Linked DNA regions of Homo sapiens: region 2 is linked to region 1. The links are chromatin contacts, found by Hi-C or POLR2A ChIA-PET in ENCODE. All regions are on one chromosome and are shown on one strand. The core of a region is the stretch at or near the end of the contact, and the rest is flanking DNA. Distances in the headings are between cores, read along the strand shown. Region 1 has its middle 52 kb from the start of SNORD140. Region 2 holds the start of CHADL (chondroadherin like).

Region 1 (7,811 bases), core at 3,354-5,853:
AACTCCGTCTCAAAAAAAAAATGAGGCGAGAGAGACCCTGTCTCTAAGCAAAACAAAAGGCCTCATACCTGTTTCCTGGGATTGTCAAAAGAGTTGGCCTGAGATGAGGGACGGGAAGATGGAACTTCTCACACAGGCTTTGGAAGTACCCTCTGGCCAGGCCAGAGACTTCTTAGACTCCTGGGGGCACAGCTTCCACCTGCCCGCTGGTCTCTGGTCTCCTCTGCTGGCATTGGGTGGGCATGCAACCTGATTATGATTATTTGCTTGAGGTACATCTTCGAAACTCACTGGACCCCTCAGGGACAAGCTGGTCCAAATCTTAACCCCTTCATTCATTCATTCATTCACTCACTCACTCACTCCACATATGCCGCGGTAGACATGAGGGAGTCCAAGTACAATAAGACTGACATGCAATTAAGGTGCTCAGTCCTTGAGGAGGAACCAGGAGAGTGAACAGGCCACTGTGATCTGGCAACATCCAATCCACACAGTCCTGCCTGAAGAGGCAGATGGGTAGTGGGCACGACAGGTGGATGGCACAGCTGTGGTAAGGCAAGGAAGTGAGAACCATTTTTACTGCATCTTAAAGTCTGTGGTGGAGTGGATGGAAGAAAGGCTAAAAATGTGGCCCAGGACCTTGTAAGCCTCCTGAAGGAGTCTGGGTTTATTCAGAAGGCAAATGGCATCCCTCGCAGAGGGTTAAGGATGGAATTATTAGCCAGGTGTGATGCTGCACACTTGTAGTCCCAGCTAAGAACTATGGAGGCTGAGGTGAGAGGATCGCTTGAACCCAAGAGTTAGAGGCTGTAGTGAGCTATGATCGTGTCTCTGCAATCCAGCCTGGGTGATGGAGTGAGGCCTCATATCTAAGAAAAAGAAATGATGGAATTAAAATGTTTAGTAAGATTCCGGGTAGGGATGGATTAAAATGGGAGCACTGAGGCCGGGCACAGTAGTTCATACCTGTAAGCCCAGCACTTTGGGAGGCCAAGGCAGGCAGATCACTTGAGGCCAGGAGTTCAAGACAAGCCTGGCCAACATGGTGAAACCCTGTCTCTACTAAAATACAAAAATTAGCCAGGCATGGTGGCGTACTCCTGTAATTCCAGCTACTCAGAAGGCTGAGGTAGGAGGATCGCTTGAGCCCAGGGGTCAGAGGTTGCAGTGAGCCGAGATTGCGCCACTGCACTCCAGCCTGGGCGACAGCGAGACTCCATCTCAAAAAAAAAAAAAAAAAAGCGGGGAGGCTGGGTGCGGTGGCTGAAACCTGTAACCCCAGCACTTTGGGAGGCCGAGGCAGGCGGATCATGAGGTCAAGAGATCGAGACCATCCTGGCCAACATGGTGAAACTCCGTCTCTACTAAAAATACAAAAAATATTAAATTAGCTGTAGTCCCAGCTACTCGGGAGGCTGACGCGGGAGAATGGCTTGAAGCTGGGAGGCGGAAGTTGCAGTGAGCTGAGATCGCGCCACTGCACCCCAGCCTGGGCGACAGAGCAAGACTCCGTCTCAAAAAGAAAAAAAAGGAGCACTGCCAGTTGGCAAGGAAGGACTCTGTGTGGTGATCTAGGGACAAATGGTGAGACGTCGAGGGAATTGAGGGACATTTCAGGGTAGAATCAATAGGAACTGGACCCTGCCTGAGCTGCTGGTCCTTCTAGCTTCCAGAATGATAACCCCACCCCAAGGTGCCTCTGGCACCTGCTCGGGCAGCACTAGGAATACCACACTGAGACTGTGCATACCCAGCAGGGCAGGGTGGAATGCTCGTTGCCTGTGTAGTTCACCCAGCGGCAGGGCCTGGCTTAACTTCCAACCTGGCCTTGGCTTAACTTCCTGAGTGACCTGTCTCTGCCATCCCCTACCGTGCTCCCGTCTCTATATAAGATGCATGAATTTAGTACCTGAAGTAGTCCCTGGCGCAGCATAGATACTCATGAAGTGGTAGCTGAGTTTTTTTGTTGTTCTTGTTTGTTTGTTTGCTTGTTTGTTGTAGAGACAGGGCCTCACTGTTGCCCAGGCTGGTCTCGAACTCCTGGCCTCAAGCAATCCTCCCATCTTGGCTTGCCAAGGTGCTGGGATTACAGGTGTGAGCCACTGCTCCCAGCCCAGTAGCCAAGATTATTAATTCCTTATGGCTCTGGGGAGCATTCAGAGAGACAAAAGAACACTTCATCCAGTTACTCACTATTCACCTACTGTACAGCTTTGGTCCCTCCCCAGAGCTGGGGGACAGGTCCTGGAGAGGACTAAGTTATACACAGTGTTGAAACTAAAGGAAGATGAAGGCATCAGACACTAAGCACCACAGAACTCAGGACGGCTGCGGAGAAATCGAGTTCCCTTCAGAGCTCATCAAAATTCAGATGTGTAAAGAAAAAAGGATGTTTGTCAGGGTCAGGCTTCTCTTGGTCCACACTGAGCATTTTACCATCATCTGGGAAGAGCACCAAGAGCCATCAGGACACTGGATCTTTTAAAAACATGTGAGGCGAGCCAGGTGTGGTGGCTCACACCTGTAATCCCAGCACTTTGGGAGGCCAAAGCAGGTGGATCACGAGGTCAGGAGTTCAAGACCAGCCTGACCAATATGGTGAAACCCCGTCTCTACTAAAAATACAAAAATTAGCAGGGCGCTGTGGCAGGTGCCTGTAATCCCAGCTACTCGGGAGGCTGAGGTAGGAGAATTGCTCGAACCTGGGCGGCAGAGGTTGCAGTGAGCCAAAACCACGCCACTGCACTCCAGCCTGGGTGAACTGAGTAAGACACTGTCTCAAAAAAAAAAAAAAAAAAAGTGAGGCAAGAGAGACCGTCTCTAAAAAAAGAAAGAAAGAAAGAAAAGAAAAGAAAGGAAAAACAACAGACTGGGCATGTGGCTCACGCCTGTAATTCCAGAATTTGGGGAGGCTGAGGCAGGAGGATTGCTTGAGCCCAGGAGTTTGAGACCAGCCTGGGCAACACGGCAAAACCCCGCCTCTATTCAAAAAAACAAAACCAAAAACCTGTTAGGGAGCAAATCTCCAAGTGCAGGGCAGGACCTGGAGATCCTGGGCTCTCGCCCGCGGAAGGGCCGGGGGTAGGACAGGGCCCTGGGCTGGCTGGCTCCTGGCATCTTCCAGGGCCTGCTTCTGTGGTGACACCTGGCCCCAGGAGGGGAGCCTGCTCTTTTATTGGCTTCACCAGGCCGAGCATGCTGTCTTCATCTCGGCAGCATCCGCCGGCAAAGGGCTGGCGCCGAAGCCTCAGAATATTCGATGGAAGAAGAATGAAAGGAGAGTGACTGGGTCTGTCCCACATTGTGCATTACAGCACATTTTCTAGGTTTGTGTGTGCATTTCCCTCAGGGGCAAGGGGGCCCAGAGACGGGGCTCTTCATTTGATGAGCTCAATGAGTGCCAGGCACTTACGTGTCATTTAAAATTGCCGTTTCCATTATACCGGGAAACTGAGGCTCAGAGAGGTGACTTGATGAGGTCGCACAGATGGTGGGTGGACGCGCTGCCTCAAGCAGTGTCCTGTATACTCTGTCCCTGTGCCTTCGAACCCCTACCCAGTATAAAGGGATTGCGGTGGGGAGAGGCTCCTCAGTCTGTGATAGAAGCAATGAAGGACTCAACCGTCCTGCCCCGCCCCGCCCGGCCTCCTGCTTCTCCCGGTTTCCCTGCCGCAGGCCCCGCTCAACCCCCGCTCTGCCTGCGTCCCGGCCCTCCTTTGCCGCGCCCAGCTCCGAAATGCTGCGGCGGGGGCTCGGCGGGGGCTGGGCGGGGGCCGCAGGGCCACAAGCTCCCCCGCCCCCAGCACCCACTTATGTCCCCTCTGCTCTCCAAACGGGTCCCAGGGCCACACCTGTCTCCTGATCACGACCTGGCCGGAGCCGGGACATGGGCGCCATTTCCGCAGCCCAGCTCGGGTCGCGTCGGTTTTGAAATCAGATAGTCTTTTCTCCCGACTCCAAGGGCGTCTGCCCCGCCCAGGGCTGGGCCGGAGGGGGAGGGGGCGGACACCCCGGGGGCGCGCGCCGCTGGGGGAAGGAGGGGCCCCGAACTTGGAAAAAAGGGAACTCGCACGGAAAAATCAAATCCAAGTGGTCTGCGTTCACCCCTGCTTGGGAGACACAAAGGAAGGGCGCGCGGGGCGGCGGAGGCGCGGGGCTCCGGAGCTGGCTACGCCCGCGGCTCCCGCGCCCGGGCCGCTTCCGCAGAGGACGACAATCCGGGCCGCCTGGGCTGGCTTCGGCCACACCCAGAGGCCGCACCTGGGCCGGCGCCCTCTCTCGGCGCAGCCTCGCGCGCCCGGTCCCCGCCGCGCTCGCGTCCCGGGGGGCGAGTGGGTCCAGATCCCACGAACCCCAGCCGGGACCCGCCCTCCCAAGCTCCGGGGCCAAGGTGGGCCACCTCTCTCTCGGGCTCTTCTCTTTCTGATCTTTTTTATGGCCTAAACTCGAGATCTCCCCACCCTAGTGCCCCCACCCTGCCACCCAACCCAAGGACTGAGTCTGGAGGTCGACCCTGAACCTTCCCTGATCCTCTACGACGTTCCGCGGCCGCAGTCCTCCCGGGCCCCAGGGCTGCAGGTCACGTGCCCGCGGTGGGGGCAGGGAGGGACGCGCAGCGGAGTCTCCGGGCTGCACGTGCAAGGCCTCGGGGAGGGTGGAGCTCTGGCTTCCCGAGCTGCGCTCGCTCCCGGCTTCCGCCGAGGTGCCCGGGGCGCCGGCCTGGAGCAGGCGGGGGTCTGGGTGCCTGGGCTGCGGTCGGGAGCGCCTCCGAAGAAGCACTCGGTGCCTGCCCCGCTGGGAGCGCAAGCATTGTTACCTATCAGCGCCGCACTTAACAGTTGTTAATAGCAGTAAGCCCTCACTAAATTGTCACTGCTGGCAGACCGCAGTAACTCGGTCTGACCTCAAGCACCCGATAAAAGAGTTCTTGTCCGTAAAGTCAGTTACGTAGGAGTTGGTAATCTCGGGTTTTCATTATGGAGAATTTTGAACATAAACAAAAGTCAGGATGGTAAAGTGAGCTCCTGGCGAGCATCCCCCCACACAGAACGAGCAACTCCTGATCCTGTTTTTTTTTTCTTTCCCCAGCCCCTACCCACTGTTCCTCCCTATTATTGTGAAACAAATCCCTGACATCGTGTCATATTTCAGCATATGCCCCCTGAAACAATGGATGAAAGGCCCATTGTTTGTTTAGAAAACTTTTAAAAGTCGGGTAGATAAAAATGTTAGAGTGGAGATAAAAATGTTCCTAGGTGATGATAAAGAGAATTAAAAAGCGGTTAAAGGAGTGAAAAGACTTAAGTGATATCTGTAAGCCGTGCCCATGCTTTCTGGGACATCAGGTGGCCCACGTAAGACCTTGAGCTGGGTGGAGGCAGTGGCGCTGATGAGAAGAGGCTGATTCAGGGAACTAATTGGAGGTGGAAGTGACCAGATTGGCTGATGGATTGTAGTGGGGACTTGAGGAAAAGAGAGCTTCAAGGATGAGACGCTGGCTTGGTTGAAGGGGTTCTTAACTGTAATGGGCAAGGAGCAGATATGAGAGAATGGAGAGATCAAAATAGGGTTTGGCCATGTTACATCTGAGCTGCCTTTTATTTTATTTTTGATACAGGGTCTCTATCAGTCTTCCAGACTTATTGCAGCCTCCACCTTCAGGGCTCAAGTGATCCTCCCATCTCAGCCTCTTGAGTAGCTGGAACTACAGGCATGTGCCACCATGCCTGGCTAATTTGTTTTTTAGTAGAGACAGGGTTTCACCATCTTGGCCAGGCTGGTCTTGAACTTCTGACATTGTGATCTACCCGCCTCGGCCTCCCAAAGTGCCGGGATTACAGGCGTGAGCCACTGCACCCAGCTTAATTTTTGTATTTTTAATAGAGATGGGGTTTCACCATGTTGGCCACGCTGGTCTTGAACTCCTGACCTCGTGATCCATCCGCCTCCGCCTCCCAAAGTGCTGGGATTACAGGCGTGAGCCACCGTGCCCGGCCTATTTATTTATTTTTTGAGACGGAGTCTTGCTCTGTCACCCAGGCTTGAGTGCAGTGGCACGATCTCGGCCCACTGCAACCTCAGCCTCCCAAGTAGCTGGGATTACAGGGTCGTGCCACCACACCCGGCTGATTTTTGTGTTTTTAGTAGAGATGGGGTTTCACCATGTTGGCCAGGCTGGTCTTGAACTCCCGACCTCAGATGATCCACCCGCCTCAGCCTCCCAAAGTGCTGGGATTACAGGTGTGAGCCACTGCGCCTGGCCCTGAGCTGCCTTTTTAATATCAAAGTGGAGAAGTCACACAAAGCAAGTGACAAAGTAAGTTCTCAGAGAAGAGAGCAGGGCTGGAGATAAAAATCCAGGAGTGAAGAGGAGTGAGGAGTGTGTTCAAAATCATGGGACTGGAGTTGGTAGAGATAGTGACTAATGAGACTAGAGAGAAACCGGGGGGCTGTGGTCTCCCAGAAGCCAAGGAAGAATGTGTCCCAAAAAAGAGAGACCTGGCCGGGTGCAGTGGCTCATGCCTGTAATCCCAGCACTTTGGGAGGCTGAGGTAGGTGGATCACCTGAGGTCAGGAGTTCGAGACCAGCCTGACCAACGTGGAGAAACCTCGTCTCTACTAAAAATACAAAATTAGCTGGGCGTGGTGGTGCATGCCTGTAATCCCAGCTACTTGGGAGGCTAAGGCAGGAGAATCGCTTGAACCCAGGAGGCAGAGGTTGCGGTGAGCTGAGATGGCGCCATTGCACTCCAGCCTGGGCAACAAGAGCGAAACTCCGTCTCAAAAATAAAAATAAAGAAAGAAAGAGAGATCCACAGTGTGAAATGCCAGCAAGAGGTCAGGTAGAAGGACAAAAGAGTGACCACTGGATTTAGTAACATGGACTCCCTTGGTGACCTTGGCAAGGGCAGTGTCAAAGGATTGACAGAGCTGAAAGCCAAACCACAGAGAATGGGTGAGGGAGTCATAGATTAATCTTTGAAGAAATTTTGATGTGAAGGGCATGAGGTCAAGATACATTTAGAAAACAAAACCCAAAAGAAAACCACCTTTTGGTACAGAAAATTTATTTAATTATTTTTATTTCTTTTTTTGAGATGGAGTCTTGCTCTGTCGCCCTGGCTGGAATGCAGTGGCACGATCTCAGCTCACTGCAACCTTCACCTCCCGGATTTAAGCAGTTCTCCTGCCTCAGCCTCCCGAGTAGCTGGGACTACAGGTGCCTGCCATCACGCTGGGCTAATTTTTGTATTTTTTAGTAAAGACAGGATTTCACCATGTTGGCCAGGCTGGTCTTGAACTCCTGACCTCAAGTGATCCACCCGCCTTGACCTCCCAAAGTGCTGGGATTACAAGCGTGAGCCACTGCACCCGGCCAGTACAGAAAAATTAAAACTCACACAAAAAGGAGCAAATAATATTATGTACCCATACCTATCATCCAGCTTCAGTGATTATCAACATATAGCCAATCTTGTTTTGTCTTTGTCTGCCTTGCTATTTTAAAGCAAAACTCAGAATTCATTCTATTTCTATCAAAAATATTACTAGACTTCAGAATGTATCTCTAGGAGATTAGGATTCAATCTTTAATAATAGTCAAGGACTTTTCTTTAACATATCTATAATACAATTATCACACCTAAAAATAATTAACAGTAATTCCTTAATATCATCTAATATCCAGTCACCAGTGTTCACATTTTCCTGATTGTCTCATAAATGATTTTTTTTTATAATTGGGTTGTTATAATCACCATCCAAATAGGTCCATGTATTGTATTTGGCTGATATGTCTCTTAAGCCCC
Region 2 (7,811 bases), core at 3,056-5,555, 220 kb after region 1:
GGCCTGAAAAGGCCCCAGGACAAATCTGCAAGGAGTTGCCAGGCCCCAATGTGAGCTCCTGGCAGAGCTGTCCCACCCCCAAGTCTGGAAGGGAGCCCCATCTTCCCTCAGCAGAAGAGAAGCTGGAGAGCCCAAGCTGGTCCAGCCAGGAAGTGCAGCGCTGGGTCAAAACCCAGGCTGGTCTGATGTCAAAACACTTGCTCCGTCCAAGTCACCCAGATGCCCAGTTCATGGTCCACCCCACCACCCAATAATGGCAAAACCTCTTGGGGGCTCTCAATATGTACAAACAGTAGATGACTGCATGGTCCCAAATTCCTCCCTCCTCTATGCTCCAGCAATACCGTCCTGTGCAGGCACCGTGTGTGGCCTGGGTTCTGCCCGGACTGTCACTCACACCGGTAGGGGCAGTCCTGGTTTATCTCAGGGTCCCCGTGCCCAGGCTGAGACCTGGCACCAAGGGGCTGGCAAATGCTTGTTGAGTGAATGCACGCTGCCTGTGGCCTTGTGCCGCCTCCTGCACCAACCCCGCCAGATGCCCAGTGCCCACCTGCTCCAGGCCACTGCTGTTCAGGAAGAGGTGCTGCAGCGACCTGCCCACAGGCTGGAAGGCTCCGTCACGCAAGGCCCTGAGTGGGTTGCCCGAGAGCTGCAGCTCCAGGAGGGCAGGCAGCCCCTCCAAGGCCCCAGTGGGCACCTCTCGCAGCTGATTCCTGTCCAGGTGCAGCTTCTCCAGCTCCCGAGCTGGGCCCAGCGCCCCAAGGGACACTTCGGTGATGCGGTTTCCACTCAGGTAGACCCAGCGCAAGGCCCGTGTTCTCCCCAGGTCCCCAGGTGCCAGGCGGTCCACAGCGTTGTCCTGCAGGTGCAGGGAGAAGAGGCTGGGCAGGGCGCGCAGGGCAGCCCCTGGCACCTGCAGGAAACGGTTGCGTTCTAGGTACAGGTAGCCGAGGCGGGGAGCCCCTTCAAGGGCAGCAGCGCTGAGGCCTGCGAGCTGGTTGTCGGAGAGGTACAGGTAGATCAGGCGGCCCAGCCCGGCCAGGGCGCCCGCTTCCAGCTCCGCGATGCCGCAGTGCTGCAGGTGCAGCGACACCAGGTGGCCCAGGCCGGGGAAGGCCGCTCGGGGCACCGAGGGGAAGTGGTTCCGCCTCAGGTCCAGGAGCTGGGTGTCGCTGGGGAAGCCGCGGGGCACCGCCTGCAGGCCGCAGCCCTCGCAGCTGCTGTGCCGGGACTCGGGGACGCACACGCAGGCGCGAGGGCAAGGCGCGACTGCCCGCTCCTCCCCGGGGCCGCGCGGAGGGCCGCGCGGAGGGGCGCGGGGCCCGGCCACAGCCCGCTCTTCCAGCTCTTCCTCTTCCTGCGCCGCGTCCCCAGGGCAGCGCAGGTCCCAGGGCCGCAGGGCGTCCAGAGCCTCGCCCCGCAGGCGCCGCGGCCCCTGGCACGCGCCGTCCGAGCGCACGCGCGCCCGCGCCAGCCACTCGAGTAGGGGCCGCGCCTGGCAGCCGCACCACAGCGGATTCCCCTGCAGCCGCAGCCGGCGCAGCTGGCCCGGGCCCTGCAGCGGGGGCAGGGTGTCTAGCTGGTTCCCGCGGAGGTCGAGGGTGTGCAGGCGCGGACAGTGTGCGAAGGCCCTGGGACCCAGGGCCTGCAGGGCCCCGCCGTCCAGCAGCAGCTCCCGCAGGCCGGGCAGCGCCAGCCCGTCCTCCTCGCCCGCGTAGGTGAGCGGGTTGTGGCCCAGCTCCAGACGGGCCAGGCCGCGGGCCTGGGACAAGACAGGCCCGGGCAGAGCCTGGAGCTCGTTGTGGTGTAGGCTGAGCCGTCTCAGGGCGGGCAGGCCAGCCAGGGCCTCGGGGGCCAGCACGCTGAGCGCGTTGTGCGACAGCCGCAGCCAGCGGACGCGCAGTAGCCCCTGGAAGGCCATGGCGGGCAGGTAAACCAGGGCGTTGTGGGCCAGGTTTAGCGTGGCCAGCGCACCCAGTGCCCCGAACGTCCCCGGCCGCAGCTCCTCCAGTGCGTTCCCCTCCAGCTCCAGCCGCCGCAACGAGCCCAGCCCGTCCAGCGCCTCCTGGGGCAGCTCACGCAGGTGGTTGGAGGCCAGGTTGAGCAGGAGCAGGCGGCCCAGGCCACGGAAGGCGCCCTCGGCCACCAGCTCCACCTCGCAGTGGCGCAGGTCCAGGTGTGTGAGGTGAGGCACGCCCTGGAAGGCGGCTGCGGGGATCACCTTCAGCAAATTGCCCTGCAGGTCCAGCCGCTGGGTCAGCTGGGGACAGCGAGGAGAAAGTGGGGCTGAGCCAGGCAGGGACCCCGCCTTTGCAAGTGCTGCTTCTTCCCCGGAACACTCTTTTCTCCTGTCACCTTTCCCATATTTCTCTTCATCCGACCCCTGACACCTCCTCCAGGAAGCCTTCCTCTCCAGTGCCCTGGGCATCACCCACTGTGGCATTTTTCACACTGTGCTGTCCCTGCCTCCTCGCTCTCTCTCCTCCACTAGCTGATGACTCTGCAGAGCAGAGACCACACCTCACCCTGCCACAGCCCGCCTCTCCACCACAGGGTCTGCAGTGAATTCAGTATCGATCTATGGGTCACCTACTTATTCCATTCACACAGTAAGGATTTTAAATAGATCATCTCCCTGTTACTGGTTTTTATTATTCCCATTTTACAGAAGTGTAAACTGAGGCTCAAAGAGAAGTAATTTGCCAAGGTCTCCCGGGCAGGCGGTGGCAGATCAACTGGTGCCCAGCCCAGGCTCCTCCCTCTGGGTCCCCACCTTGCCCCACTGCCACTCTGTGCCTGTGCTCCTGCCCTGCTGACCTCAGGGATGGCGTCTGGCACCTCAGTGAGGTTCTGGTACCGGCAGGCAACGTGTCGCCTGGAGTTGTCACAGATGCAGGCCTGTGGGCAGCGCTGGGCGGCGGCCTGCCTAGCCGGGGCCAGCAGCAGAAGTACAAGAAGCGGCAGCACCAAGGGGACATGGGTGGAGCTCCGGGGCCTGGGACGGGGAGGGAGAGTCTGTTGTGCACAAGGGCCGAGGCCACATGCTGTCCCTCACTTAGTCCCAGCCATGGTGCAGCTCCTGCCCCAAAAACCCCTCAGAGCCTCCTCCTTTGGGCCCAGGAAAGTGCCAATCACCCTGAGCCTCCCTGCCCCCCACCCCCCACGCAGTGGAGGTCCTATGATTAGTCCTGTTTTACATGGGAGGAAACCGAGGCTCAGAAAAGTGACCTGGTTAGTCCCTTTGCCTCTGCCCAATGGCTCAGTGAGGACTTGCTGACTGTGAGAATGACTCCAGTTCAGAGCATGTTCTCAGGCTGTGGTGAGGCTCTGGTCCAGGGTAGGCTCGGAAGCAGCCTGTCCTCAGACTGATATGATGCCAGCTCCCAGGTGGCAGGAGCATAATGGTACCCCCCAGAAAGGAGGGAGGCATCCAGTCCGGGTCCTTGAGTCTTTTTTTGTTTGTTTGTTTAAATAGAGACAAGCCTTGCTCTGTTGCCCAGGCTGGAGTCTGGAGTGCAGTGGAATGACTATGGCTTACTGCAGCCTTCACCTCCTGGGCTAAAGTGATCCTCTCACCTCAGCCTCTTGAGTAGCTGGGACTACAGGCACACACCACCACGCCTGGCTAATTTTTTAATTACTTCTGGTAGAGACAGGGTCTCGCTATGTTGCCCGGGCTGGTCTTGAACTCCTGGCCTCAAGTGATTGTCCCACCTTGGCCTCCCAAAGCGCTAGGATGATAGATCACCTCCCCTGCCCAGCTGGCCCCTCTGTTCTCAGCCTGTGTCAGGCATGGCCTCTCCCCCATCGCTGGGCTGTTCCCCGGCCCCCAGGAGCCTCCCCCTCGCTGCTCACTGGACTATCGTCTGTTTTGGAGTCTCCTTTGGGTCCCAGGCTCCAGCCCCTGCGTTGGAGTTGGTGGCTTCTCCAGAGCCTGTGGTGAAGGCTGTGCCTCAGGGCAGGCCAGGGAGGGGACCCATGGGGACAGATCGCTGAAGCGACAAGCATTCATAATGCAGGGACCACTGCTGGGCTCTCAGACAAGCCCCAGAGGACCAGTTCCTGGCAGTGGCCACATTGCCACGTGTCTCAGAGCCCACCTTGGGAGACCCCCTTCCTGGAGAACCCCAGGAAGTCCCCAGAGCCCCTGCCCGCCAGCCTCTGAGAGGCCCAGAGGGGGCAGAGACTTACCTGAGGCCACTGAGCTGCTCTGAATCCCCCCTTGCACCATCGGGCCCAAAGACTCACCCCTCCATGCCGCCTGGAACTGCTGGTCCAGCCTGGAGGCGCAGCGCAGGGACAGGCTGTCCCCGCCTGGCAGGAGCCCCCCTCCACGGCCCGCAGGCCTGGCAGCTGGGACAGGGCTGAATGGGAGGCATTGTCGGCAGACCAGGCAAGCCAGGCTTCCCCAGGCTGAGGTGAAGAAGGGGCGGGCGGCGGGCGGGAGCAGCGGCTGGAGTTACAGGGCCTCCTGCCTGCCCCAGCCGAGGACTGAGGCCCCGGCCTGAATCCTTGGGCCAGCCCGACAGGGAGGGGGCACCAGCAGCTGGCCCGGGAGTCAGCAGTCCTGGGCTCCCTCCTGCCATGTGGGCTGCCCTCCCAGAGGCTGCTTCCTAGTCTCTGAAAAACACATCCCATTAATAAGTAGCTCTGAGGTCACAGTGGGGGTTCAGGCCCGCACCTGGCACACAGTGGGTGCTTCAGAACAGGTGACCCTTTCCTTCCGTTTGTGCTTACACATTGACATAAATAGTTTAATACTGGACACACAGGATTCTAGACACTCATTTTTTTCACTTAACCTCAGATTACTGGGAGTTATCCAAATTGACTCTTCCGAATCTCATTATTCTGTGGTATATAGTATTCCATTGTGTAAATGTATCACATTGACTTAGCCATTCATCTTGGACATTGGCTACCTCCAATTTTTTGCTATTTACAAACAATATTGCAAAGAATATCCAAATACGCATCTTCCCAAGCTCGTGTTTGTTTTTTAAATAATACATCCAGACCATGGCCAATGTTCATGTATCTTGATTTTTCAGATTCCTGCTTCTGATGGAATTGCATCTTCTACTGTTTGTTCCTTTAATTGGAAACAGGGGTCAGGCACAGTGGCTCATGCCTGTAATCCCAGCACTTTGGGAGGCTGAGGTGGGAGGATCACTTGAGCCCAGGAGTTTGAGACCAGCCTGGGCAACACAGACTCTGTCTCAAGAGAAAAAAAAAAGGCCGGGCGCGGTGGCTCACGCCTGTAATCCCAGCACTTTGGGAGGCGGAGGCGGGTGGATCACGAGGTCGAGATCAAGACCATCCTGGCTAACACAGTGAAACCCTATCTCTACTAAAAGTACAAAAAATTAGCCGGGTGTGGTGGCAGGCGCCTGTAGTCCCAGCTACTTGGGAGGCTGAGGCAGGCAAATGGCATGAACGCGAGAGCCGAGATGGCGCCACTGCACTCTAGCCTGGGCAACAGAGTGAAACTGTCTCAAAAAAGAAAAAAAATATATACATATATATATATATATATATATATATATATATATATATATATATATATATGTATGTGTGTGTGTATACACTTATGTGTGTATATATTTATATATAATAAAAATATAAATGTATATGTTTATATATATTTATATATGTTAAACAATGAACATCTGTGTGTACTTTTCCTAGACTGCAGGAGTTTTTTGTTTTTTGAGACAGAGTCTCACTTTATCGCCCAGGCTGGAGCTCACTGCAACCTCCACCTCCCTGGTTCATGCGATTCTCCTGCCTCAGCTTCCCAAGTAGCTGGGATGACAGATGTGTACCACCACATCTGGTTAATTTTTGCATTTTTAGTAGAGACGGGGTTTCGCCATGTTGGCCAGGCCGGTCCCGAACTCCTGACCTCAAGTGATCTGCCCGCCTTGATCTCCCAAAGTGCTGGGATTACAGGCATGAGTCACCACGCCCAGCCCTGCAGTAACATTTTAAAAAAAGAAATAGTGCCATGCCACACAGCCATCTGCTTTGTGCTTTTTTTGCTTGGCAAATTCCAATCAATGGAACTTCAGTGTGCTCTTTCGTCCTTTTTTTGAGACAGGGTCTCACTGTTGCCCAGGTGTGAGTGAAGTGTGATCATGGCTCACTGCGGCCTTGACATACCAGCCTCCCAAGCAGCTGGGACCTCCAGATATGCACCGCCACCTCCAGCTGGTTTTAAAATTTGTTGTAGAGTTGGGGTCTTGCTATGTTGTCCAGGCTGGTCTTGAACTCCGGGGCACAAGTGATCCTCCCACCTCGGCCTCCCAAAGCGTTAGGATTACAGGCATGAGCCACTGCACCTGGCTGTGTCTGGCGTTTTCCACTCAATATTATGTTAGTGAGAATCATCTTTTTATTTTTTTTTTGAGACGGAGTCTAGCTCTCGTTGCCCAGGCTAGAGTACAGTGGCGTGATCTCAGCTCACTGCAACCTCCGCCTCCCAGGTTCAAGGAATTCTGCTTCAGCTTCCCGAGTAGCTGGGATTACAGGCACCCGCCACCACACCCAGCTAATTTTTGTATTTTTAGTAGAGACGGGTCTCACCATATTGGCCAGGCAGGTCACAAACTCCTGACCTCAAGTGATCCGCCCGCCTCAACCTCCCAAAGTCCTAGGATTTACAGGTGTGAGCCCGCACCCGGCTTCATCTATTTTAATTTTTTTTTTAAATTCAGCATTCCAGCCTTCCATTCTATAAATATATGACAACAGTGGCATGGGGCAGGGGCGGGAGGCAGTCTGCCCACAATGCAGGCAGTAAGCGGGTGTGCTGTCAGTGGAGAAGTGAGACACAATGGAACTGACTTAAAGTTGGTCTCTGCTTTTTATTATCATGTGCTGACAAGTCTAAACAATGTCAATGCTAAAATATTTCTTCTTGGGCAGACCATTCCTACCTTCTCGGTACCACACCGTACCACAAGTAGCTTACCCATTCCTCTAGTGATAGACATTTGGGTTGTTTCCAGCATGGGTTTATTAGAAAGAGCACTGTAGCCGGGCATGGTGGTTCATGCCTGTTAAGTGAGCTGAGGCGGGAGGATCACTTGAGCCCAATAATTCAAGACCAGCCTGGACAACACAATGAGACCCTGTCTTTACAAAAAAAAGCTGAACGTGGTGGCTTGTGACATGGTCCCAGCTACTTGGGAGGCTGAGGCACGAAGACTAAGTGAGCCCAGGAGGTCGAGGCTGCAGTGAGCTGTGATCACACCACTGCACCCCAGCCTGGGTGACATGGCAAGACCCTGTCTCAAAAAAAAAAAAAAAAAAAAAAAAGGTTGTACCAATTTACACATCTGCCAGCCACTCCAGTTGCCCCAAATCCTCACCAAACTTGGTACTGTATTTTGTATTTTAGCCATTCTAGTGAGGGCATAAGAGTGTCACACTGTGATTATGTTTCTCTGGGAGGATCACCTGAGCCCGGGGGGTAGAGGCTGCAGTGAGCCGAGATAGAAGCTGGGCAACATGAGACCCTGTTTGAAAAAAATTAAAGTTATCCCCCCCACCCATATATATATACAGAGAGAGTTTAGGCAATTATTTTCTCCCTGTCTGTAAGTTGCCTTTGTACTCCTTAATGAGTATTTTGATAAACAGAAACCTGTTCTCACTGCTACATCATTTCCATTGTGTGAACATCCCACGATAATGGCAAAGGAGGTTAAATACAGCTTAATTTATTCATCTTTTCCTCACTCCTAAGGCCTTGAAGATACTCACTTACACTATCTCCTACAAGCTCTCTCTCTCTTTTTTGAGACAGG

What was found. Hi-C counts contacts between places; a loop is a spot of excess contacts on that map. ChIA-PET counts read pairs that join two places held with the same protein, here RNA polymerase II (POLR2A). Pooled maps may share reads with other maps.
Region 2: a loop to region 1 is called in a map with no recorded cell type, with 3 times the contacts of the local background. The contact joins the promoter of CHADL here to the enhancer-like site in region 1. A Hi-C loop is called at or near these places in 2 of 37 single-sample maps with no recorded cell type and 6 of 50 pooled maps. POLR2A ChIA-PET finds 5 or more read pairs at or near these places in 11 of 52 experiments (BJ, CD4-positive, alpha-beta T cell, CD4-positive, alpha-beta memory T cell and 7 more).

Annotation. Positions count from the first base shown.
Region 1 is chr22:41,018,053-41,025,863 of GRCh38, forward strand. No RefSeq gene overlaps it. Among named protein-coding and RNA genes, the nearest start is that of SNORD140, 52 kb to the right of the region's middle. RefSeq lists enhancers at 2,589-3,166, 4,321-4,897 and a silencer at 3,662-4,891. Within about 2 kb of position 4,604, at least 39 of the 41 ENCODE cell types and tissues checked have a DNase peak (open chromatin) inside an H3K27ac peak, as active enhancers do; they include CD4-positive, alpha-beta T cell, where a contact is called at or near this core.
Region 2 is chr22:41,236,626-41,244,436 of GRCh38, forward strand. CHADL (chondroadherin like) reads right to left here and starts at 4,306. Exons shown (of 6, transcript NM_138481.2): 1 at 4,249-4,306; 2 at 2,818-2,995; 3 at 551-2,260; 4 at 1-25. The coding sequence starts at 4,256. RefSeq lists enhancers at 105-693, 694-1,282, 1,283-1,871, 3,909-4,409, 4,410-4,910 and 1 more and silencers at 1,057-1,156, 1,217-1,596.